Regions from separate parts of the Homo sapiens genome. Here region 2 is linked to region 1. Evidence: read pairs that join two places in POLR2A ChIA-PET (ENCODE). Cell type or tissue: endothelial cell of umbilical vein. All regions are shown on one strand. Region 1 has its middle 8.1 kb from the start of KLHL8. Region 2 overlaps AFF1 (ALF transcription elongation factor 1).

Evidence for each region. Peaks named below come from ENCODE experiments on the same cell type or tissue, not always from the same donor. Only the 100,000 strongest peaks of a DNase experiment are listed, where the experiment ranks them.
Region 2: POLR2A ChIA-PET joins it to region 1 with 8 read pairs; 4 of 35 experiments call an interaction of 5 or more read pairs at or near these places.

The regions. Positions count from the first base shown.
Region 1 is chr4:87,226,199-87,231,198 of GRCh38, reverse strand. It overlaps a transcript of KLHL8 not described here. Among named protein-coding and RNA genes, the nearest start is that of KLHL8, 8.1 kb to the right of the region's middle. In endothelial cell of umbilical vein, no CTCF peak of the experiment used is centred here; no DNase peak of the experiment used is centred here; H3K27me3 peaks cover 780 bases.
Region 2 is chr4:87,086,960-87,091,959 of GRCh38, reverse strand. AFF1 (ALF transcription elongation factor 1) reads right to left here. Exons shown (of 21, transcript NM_001166693.3): 6 at 1,890-1,976; 7 at 131-167. Among named protein-coding and RNA genes, the nearest start is that of KLHL8, 130 kb to the left of the region's middle. In endothelial cell of umbilical vein, no CTCF peak of the experiment used is centred here; a DNase peak (open chromatin) is centred at 2,399; H3K27ac peaks cover 569 bases.

The sequences.
Region 1 (5,000 bases):
CTGAGAAACCAGGCAGAATGCACCTCAGAGTTGCCCCCACCGGGCAGGTGAGGCCGCTGTGATTTTCAGACACCAACTCCCTTCAGTCACTGGTTGAAATCCGCTTTCAGGGAGGGGAGAGAGGACAAACTTCTCAGTACTTCTAGCCTGCTGTGCTGGCCAGGGCTACCCAGACAGAGAGAAAAATCCCCCAGGTGAAGGGCTGGACATTTCTCCAGATGGAAGTCCACATTCCACTTGTATGCTACACAGCCCCGATGTCAGGAACATACATATTGACGCGTGCAAAAATACTATGCAAAAAATCCTAACATCTAGGCTTCTGGTTCTTCCTAATACTGATTTTAAATGATTCTTTCCATCATAATGTGAAGGTGTAAGCCTGTCCTGGAGCAGGTAGGGAGTGGGATAAAAAGTGAGGGGCAGGAATTGAGAAGATTACAATTCTGATCACCTGGTCTGTGCTTAACACTGCGTTAGATGCTGGAAATAGATTTGTAACTCTTAAGCTGTGGTCCCCAGAGCTAATAATATAATCAGTACTTATATACACATGAAACATTTAAGTGTTAATAAAAGATTTATAGATTGTCAGTGTGAGTGATACAGATAAAAATGCTAACTGAGGAGAGAGGCATTTCTATGTTTAAAAGTAGGTCATACGTGGAATTCTTGACCAGACTAGAGGATTACATGACAGTTGGAATGAGGTGATCTAGGTGATAATCCCAGCCTGAACAAAAACGTTAATAGTAGGGGTGCTACTTGTCTCTCCAGATCTCTCCAGATTCGTCTTCACCCTTCTCCACCTTGATTGGTGCCAGAAAACGTTATGGATGAAATTGACAGAAGTCCTTGTCCCCTGGCTTCCAGCAGTTATATTGGGGGTGGAAGTGTCACTTGAGGAGGTCAAAGGGAAGGGCAGGAAGATTGGGGTGTTTCTCTCTCAGCTCCGTTCTTGCAGGGTTGTCATGAGTTAGCTGTTTTCCTTTGTCAAGACCTTAGTCAAGAGGTGCTCTACATACAGCTTCCTCTCTCCAGGTTCCAGGAACCGCTCTCTTACTAGCTCAGAAGTACTGCATTATTCCTTGCAGCTGCCTCTAGAATCTGTCCACACCTTTACTAAACTCTCCTCAAATTGCTGAAGTGTGCCATGAGTTTTCTGCCAGTGACCTGACTGAGAGGGTGGGAATGAACTTGAGAGGAGGGAGGAGTGAGATGTTTGGCCAAACTTGAGGAAAGGGCTCACGTTGAGAAGGGAGGGAGGTAAAACGAATATTCTTTTAATTCTTGTCTAAAGAAAAAGGGTAGGTGGTGGCGGGCACCTGTAGTTCCAGCTACTTGGGAGGCTGAGGCAGGAGAATGGCGTGAACCTGGGAGGTGGAGCTCGCAGTGAGCTGAGATTGTGCCACTGCACTCCAGCCTGGGTGACAGAGTGAGACTCCATCTCAAAAAAAAAAAAAAGTAGGCCAGGTGCAGTGGCTCACGCTTGTAATTCCAACACTTTTGGAGGCTAAGGCAGGTGGATCAATTGAGGTTAGGAGTCCGACACCAGCCTGGCCAACATGGCGAAACCCATCTCTACCAAAAATTACAAAAATTAGCCATGCATGATGGCATGCACCTGTAGTCCCAGCTACTTGGGAGGCTGAGGTAGGAGAATGGCTTGAACCCGGGAGGCAGAGGTTGCGAGCCAAGATCGCACCACTGTACTCCAGCCTAGGTGACAGAGTGAGACCCTGTTCCCTGCACCCCCCCCCACCAAAAAAAAAAAAAAAAGGAAAAAGATATTCCAGATTTGAGGACCATGTTCTGAGGGAGGTTTCAAAAATTCGGGCTGATGTGTAAATGGCTGCTGGTCAATGTCCATGCTGCAGAGGTGATCACATGTCATCTGTCCTGTGGTCTGCTTAGCCTCATCTGTTTTCTATTCAACAGTTGCAAGCATAAAGGCAGAGTCTCTGTGTAGTACCTCTACCAAGTAGGCATATATCTAATTACCCTCTGGCCTTCTATAATTCAAGTCTTAGCCGATGATAAAAGGAGCAACTGAAACCTTCCAAATAGGCTGAACAACAGGCTATTTTATTCTAATAGTCTAGTTTCACCTGTGAGGAAACAGGCTAAAAGTTTTTCTTCTGGTTCTGCTTCTTTGAAAAAGAAATGCAATTATAATTTTTTTAGTGTAATTTCCATGTTCAATGTTGGCTTTTAAACTCCCAAGGGGAATCACTTAGCCAGAGAAGCTGAGAATTTGAGCTTCTTTCTGTACCATCTGTGCAAAGATTATGGGTACATGGGTGGTAGATTGTGGCTTCATGACTGGTAGCAACCATTTAGGGGAAGAAATTACATCATCTACAAAAGGTTGCAATATAACCTCCAAGTATTATCTTTAAGTTTCCATGAAAAATGGTCAAAGTCCAGGGAAGTAAATTCACATACCCTGTCTGATTATTCAACCCTAGTTTATCTCTCAGTTGGTGGTTTTCATCTGCTGATCTCTTTATGACTCCTGACTTTTGTACCTTCTTTCTCCACTGACCCAGTAAAAGAATAGGCTTAAATTGCTGATAAAAAAGTAAAGAAAGCCTGAAAGGCTGGGCAGGCCACTTGGCAATTTGGGAGTAGCCATGTTTGTTCCAGTGCAAATATTATCCTTTTCTCAACTGGAACTTCCAAAGCCTCCAGGTCTTTAGTGAGACTGTTTTGGTAGAAGCCACCAATCAAGTATAATACGGTTATGCAATCCAATATTAACCACCCAAAGTTAGTGCCAACTCCACAGGTTAAGGGCATAGTCCCTGAGAAAACTGTCTTTGCTTCAGATGCAAGCAGCAAGTTTGGGAGTCCTCAGACCACCGTCACCTCTGAACCAATGGCTACAAATTCAGGGGTTCCCATGGCCCCCATAGGTTCAATAATTCATTAGAATGACTCACAGAACACAGGAAAGCACTATATATATAACAGCTGTGTTATAATGTTAATAGATACAAATCAGTATCAGCCAAATGAAGAGAAACATTGGGTGAGATCTGAGAGGGTCCCACACGCAGAACTTCCATGTCCTTTCCTCATAGAGTCAGGAGGTGTTGCCCTCCTGACACATCAATGTGTTCACCAACCAGGAAGTTCCACCAAGCTTTGGAATCCAGAGGGTTTTTTTGAGTTTCATTTATGTGGGCATGATTGATTGAATCACTGGCTCTGTGACTGAACCCAAACTCCAGCCTCCTACCCTCCTCAGGGATCAGGAGATCAGGCTGATATCAAATGGCAGAGAATATACAGGGTTGCATAATTTACTGTAATGTAATACACATGCACCTCTGTATGCTCTTAAATCAGGGTTAGGTCTGGCTATATAAAACCAAAAGCCCTGACACAGTGGCTTAAGCAAGATAAAAGCTTATTTTCATTGCACAAAGGGAGGCAATCCTGGACTAAAATGATGGTTTAATGGTCATCAGGGACTCAGGCTCCTTCTGTCATTCATCCAGCATCCTATACATGACTTCCAAAGACAAATAACTTAGTTATTTATTTAGACACGAGGTCTGGATTTGTTGCTCCAGCTGGACTGCATGGCATGATCATAGCTCACTGCAACCTCCAACTACTGGGCTCAAGGGATCCTCCCACCTCAGCCTCCCAGATAGCTGGGACTATAGGTACATACCAACACCACTGGCTAATTTTTTTCTTTCTTTTTAATTTTAGTAGAGACACAGTCTTGCTGTGTTCTCCAGGCTGGTCTCGAACTCCTGGACTCAAGCTTCCTTTGTCTGGGCCTCCCAAAGTGCTGAGATTGCAGGCATGAACCGTGGTGCCCCGTCTCCAGTGTCAAATAACTCTATGGTCCAAGATGGCTACTAAAACTCAAGCCATCGCTTCCAGGAAGAAAGAAAAACGAGAGAGATACTTTAAAACTGGATTAGTTTCCTTTAAGCAGCCATCCCCAAAGTCCTGTGCAATAGTTGCACTTTTAGCTGGGCTTTCAGCCATCCTGCTAACAATATTGGAGTTCTCCTTCTAAAGAAGAAGGCAAAAAGATGCTGCTTAAGCAGCTAGTAGGGTCTGCCATGTTGCATTTATTTTCATATCAAAAAATAAACTTTTCAGATTGACTCTATTATGAGAATGTGAAGATGATATCAGAAAGGAAATATAATATATATTATTTATATATAATATATATTATTTATATATTATATATTATTTATATATAATATATATTACTTATATATAATATATATTATTTATATATAATATATATATTATTTATATATTATATATTATTTATATATAATATATATTATTTATATATAATATATATTATTTATATATAATATATATATTATTTATAAATAATATATATTATATATAATATATATTATATATAATATATATTATATATATAATATATATTATATATAAATAATATATATTATATATAAATAATATATATTATATATAAATAATATATATTATATATAAATAATATATATATTATATATAAATAATATATATTATATATAAGTAATATATATATTATTTATATAAGTAATATATATTATTTATATAAATAATATATATATTATTTATATATATAGAGAGAGAGAGAGAGCGAGAGAGAGACAGAGTCTTGCTCTGTTGCCCAGGCTGGAATGCAGTGGCGCGATCTCAGCTCACTGCAACCTCCGCCTCCTGGATTCACGCAACTCTTCTGCCTCAGCCCCCAAGTAGCTGGGACTACAGGCGTGCACCGCCATGCCCGGCTAATTTTTGTATTTTTAGTAGAGACAGGGTTTCACCATGTTGGCTAGGCTGGTCTTGAACTCCTGACCTCAACTGATCCACCCACCTTGGCTTCCCAAAGTGCTGGGATTACAGGCGTGAGCCATCGCGCCTGGCCTAATATAGAGCTATATCTTAATGAAAGAAGTACTTTTCACAGACATCGTACATTTGGAATACAAATTGCAATGGAAACACAA
Region 2 (5,000 bases), 140 kb after region 1:
CTCCTTTCCTATTCTTTCAACATAGGAAGGCCTCATCTCTGCTGGGGCATTTTTTACTAATGTTTTTACGTTAAACAGTAAAAGCTATGCTTTGTTCTCCAATCCAATAAGCAGTTTCAAATTTACTTACTTTGGTTTTGGGTTACAGAACTGACATGCTGAGAGTCCTAGAAAGAAAATAAAAATATCTAATTATTAAAAGATTAAGGCTTATAAAGTTAAAGAGAAAACCGTTGAGCTTTTAGTATTAAAAGGATAGTCTTATGAAACTTTCAAATATCTAGAAAAATGGAAACAGTGTAGAGAATACCCATACTACCCATCACAGATTCTATAATTATTTCATTATGACTTGCAGCTATCCATCTATTCAAACTTTTTTCATGCATAAGTTGAAAATATTGATTAACCTAATTTTAGCTTTCATTGCTTCTCTTCTTTCCTAGAGTTTATTTTTCCTTTGTTGTTGCACAAAGATATTTTTACAGAGCTTAGTGCTTTAATTTAAAACAAGCAATAATGAGTCACTGTTTTTTTTGTTTTGTTTTTTGTTTTTGAGACGGAGTCTCGCTTTGTTACCCCAGGCTGGAGTGCAGTGGTGCAATCTCGGCTCACTGCAACCTCTGCCTCCCAGGTTCAAGCGATTCTTCTGCCTCAGCCTCTCCAGTAGCTGGGACTACAGGTGCCCGCCACCACACCCAGCTAATTTTTGTATTTTTAGTAGAGACGGTGTTTCACCATGTTGGCCAGGATGGTCTTGATCTCCTGACCTCGTGATCCACCCGCCTCAGCCTCCCAAAGTCCTGGGATTACAAGCATAAGCCACCATGCCCGGTCCATGAGTTACATTTTAAAAATTATTAGAAAATAAGTAAATATATAAAGTAGCAAATTTGAGTTTTTGTAGATAGAACCTTTTTTTTTTTTTTTTTTTTTTTGGTGGTAGAGAGACGGGGTCTCACCGTTGTCTAGGCTGGAGTGTAGTGGCTTAATTACAGCTCACTGCAGCCTCAACCTCCTGGGCTCAAGTGATTCTCCCACCTCAGCCTCCCAAGTAGCTGGGACTACAGGTGCATGCCACCACACCTGGCTAGTTTTTGTATTTTTTTGGAGAGACAAAGTTTTGCCACATTGCCCAGGCTGGTCTTAAACTCCTGGACTCAAGTGATCCACCCACCTCGGCCTCCCAAAGTACTGGGAATACAGGCATGAGCCACCATACCTGGCCTAGAACTACTTTTCACAACAGTATCATGGAAAGGAATAGCTCTCTCACTCTCTCAATATATGTATTATGTATATAAAACAATGAACATGCATATCAGATTGAACAAAACACAGATCTGAAGGTGCTATTTCTACATTTTGAAGGTTATCCAAAAGTATAAATTAAAAAAAAGGAGAATGGCAGTGTTTTAACGCATTGTTCATAAATACTGTAACAGAAACACACAAGTCAGCAGTTTATTTGCTTGTTATTAAACCAGCACTAGTGTAACTGATCACATTAAACTCAAGAAAATGTAGGGAGTGTGAGATATGTAAGATGTATGTGCATATATCTAATTCTGAACGAGAAATCACACACTCAATTTCCCTGCCCCTCTGTTCTCCCATCTCTAAAGTAAGGATCCTCAAATGAGAGAACGTATTGGAAAATCCTGAATGCTTTTTATAAATTATAAAGCTTTATGAAAATCTAGGATGTTCTAAGTTGCAGAATAAATGTTTGAAAGCATTCTGAAGCACTGTAGAAGCTAAATTAATCATAATTTTAACCTCATTTCCAAAGATTTGAACAAGTAATACTTTATCAATCTGCCTCACAGCAATGCCTTACGCTTTTCACTAAGGTGGATGCAATGCCTGCCATACTTTTAAGGAATTACCTTTGTAGGGAAAGGAAACTTGGATGGCTCAGCTGTACTAGGCGTATGTATTGCTGTCAAAGGAGGCGGCCATGAATGGGTCATTTCCTGGAAAGATATTTGGAAAGGGAAGAAAAAGTAAATTATAAATAGAACATTCATTGCTACTTAACATTTTGAACTTAATGTAGAATGGATTGATCATAAATGGCAAGTACAATCTTAAAAGTTATTTCATGTACTTAAAAAAAACAACTCCTATTTCAGTGGGCTATGTTGAAAAGTTAAAGCTCTCCAACATAAAAAACTAAAAAACGCCAGTTTGTAGAAGACAATCAAGGTATAGAACGTGAATGAATTTAACACCCTGAATATTATCAAGCACATAAACTGTACGTAACAGGTACTGCCAGAGCTTGTGGAGCTGTGAAGACTGTAGGTGACAGGTTGGGCTGGAAAAGCAGTCTCTCCTCGATGCATTCTTTCTCCCTCAGCTTCTTTACTGCATTTCCTGGAATTATTTCAGTTCAAAGGAAGAAGAACTTTCCTGTTTGACTTAAGCAAACAAGTAATTCAGGTCACTTGTTCCACTTGGGAGAGTTTTAATGGATTTGACCCTTCCCTGATACACACTATTAGCAAATAAGAACTTTTTTGAAGGAGAGGAGCTTAAAATTACCTTTCTTTTCCATTGAGAAGCTTAATTTTTACAATTTTCTCAGTTGAAGGAAAGATTTCTAAAACTTACAATTGATATATGTATCTTGACATGAATTCTTCTAAACACATTCACAAATTTTTCTAAAAATACTTGTTGAAAACAGGTATGTCAGAAAAAAGATGTGTCAAATTGCAAATACACATACACACACAAACACACTTTTCTAAAAGGCCAAAATGGCATTGGAGACCATTAACTACAACCCCAACATCTACAGATTGAAAAAAACTGAGGTCCAAAATGATTGAGTCAAGGTACCCCAGGAAGTCAAAGGTGGTTCCCACATGTGTCAGACCTGCCCGGCAAACTGGCTTAATACTCGACATGCGGCCGGGCGCAGCAGCTCACACCTGTAATCCCAGCTTTTGGAGGCCAAGGCAGGTGGATCACCTGAGATCGGGAGTTCAAGACCAGCCTGACCAACATGGAAAAACCCCATATCTACTAAAAATACAAAATTAGCTGGGTTTGGGTGTGCATGCCTGTAATCCCAGCTACTCGGGAGGCTGAGGTTGCAGTGAGCCGAGATCGTGCCATTGCACTCCAGCCTGGGCAACAAGAATGAAACTCCGTCTCAAAAATAAATAAATAAATACAAAAATACAAAAATGAGCCGGGCATGGTGGTACATGCCTGTAATCCCAGCTACTTGGCAGGAGAATGGCTTGAACCTGGCAGGTGGAGGTTGCAGTGAGCGGGGATCGCACCATTGCACTCCAGCCTGGGTGACAGGGCGAGACTCCGTCTCAACAACAAAAAAAAAAATTGACATACAACTCTACCAGCAATCTGCGACCCCACAGCATGCTATATTACTCCACCTGTATAACACATGATGTATTCTAACGCCTCATTCTTTTCTAAGTCCTGGCTAACCTATCTCCACAAAAATGCCATTTGATCCTTGCAACAGCTGGAGATGGCACTGTAGCAAGTACTTCCACTTCCAACCTATGTGCAGGTCTCCCGTTGCCCTTCCCCATTGCAGCTCTGTGGGTTACCACAGCCTCAGGAGAGACAGCAGCGACCTCGCACAGTGACGAGTAATGTAAGTGATGCCGGCTTTCTTAATTTTTGTTAAAAGTGAACTCGTGCCCTTGTTTACTGACTGGCCATCTGCTTTGTTCAGGACACAACAGGAGATCTTTCCTAAAATATACTGGAAAGAATAATGGCTATAGCCAAAGACCCAGATTGAATCCTAACTCCAATCCTTACCAGCCATGTCAGCCTAAGTAAGTCATCTGAACCCTAATCCTCAATGCTCACTAAGAGGTAAACTAGAACCACTTATTTTCAAAGTATTGTAAGAGTACTTTATGTACCGTACTGAATGAATACTGCACAGAAGGCACTTAATAAATTAAAAGCATTACAACTTTTAATTAAAAGTCCAGTTTTAAAAGAATTTCAATACTGCACCAAAGAGAGCTTCCTGCTGTTTTATTTACTTGGTAATACTTTAAGGCACAGAACCATTATAATGTTACAACACAAAAACATGTAATAATTAATTGAGAAGGTATCTGAAAACATCACCCTTATGTTTTTCAATAATTTATTTGGAATCTCAATGGTATCTATGACTTTTAGTCACCAAATGCCTAAGGCTGTCCCAGCTATTAAATCAGGCAGTTGGAAAGTACATAAATTCTTTCAAACCCTAAGTGGTTCCCTGGTAGTCTGAAAGGATTTATATACTTCCCTACATGCCTAGCTTACTAGAGGGACTTAAGAGAACTGGGGCCATTATTAAGGAGAAGAGGCTGCTCAGAAAGACTCACAAGGCCATGATTTCACTTCCTACCTTAACAATGACTTGTCACATGAACAGAGACAAATCACTGGGACCTACGTCAGCCCTGGCCCTCCAGGCCCCACAGCTACTGTCTTTTTCTCCTTGCTCATCCTGCTCTGGAGACACTGTCTAGTTCTAATTGTTCCTCTAATACACCAACTTGATACCACCTCGAGGATTTTCCACCAGTTCTTCCCTCTGCCTAGCCTTCTGTTTACTGGCCTGTTGCATTATTCACAGCACCATCAACACCCAACACTATGTATTTCTCTTCCCTACTCTGATCTCCATGAAAGCAAGCACTCTGTCTTATTCACTACAACATCCTAGTGCTGTGGAGGCTTAACAAGTATTTGTTGAATAAACAAATGAACATATAAATAGTGCTACCACTCATTGTACTAGCATCATGGAAATGCTGCACTGAGGTAATGCTTGCTGGTACCACATTAATCCCCCAAGATACTGTGGAGGCCAGGCTTGCCTGTAAGTAGAAAATCTGAGGTGTCTCCATGCACCCACCAAGGGCATGTTGCCCTTTCTAGACCCTAGTGCATGACCATTCCCTGAAAACTAACAGTGTATGTCTGCTATCTTCTTACTCCATTAGCCT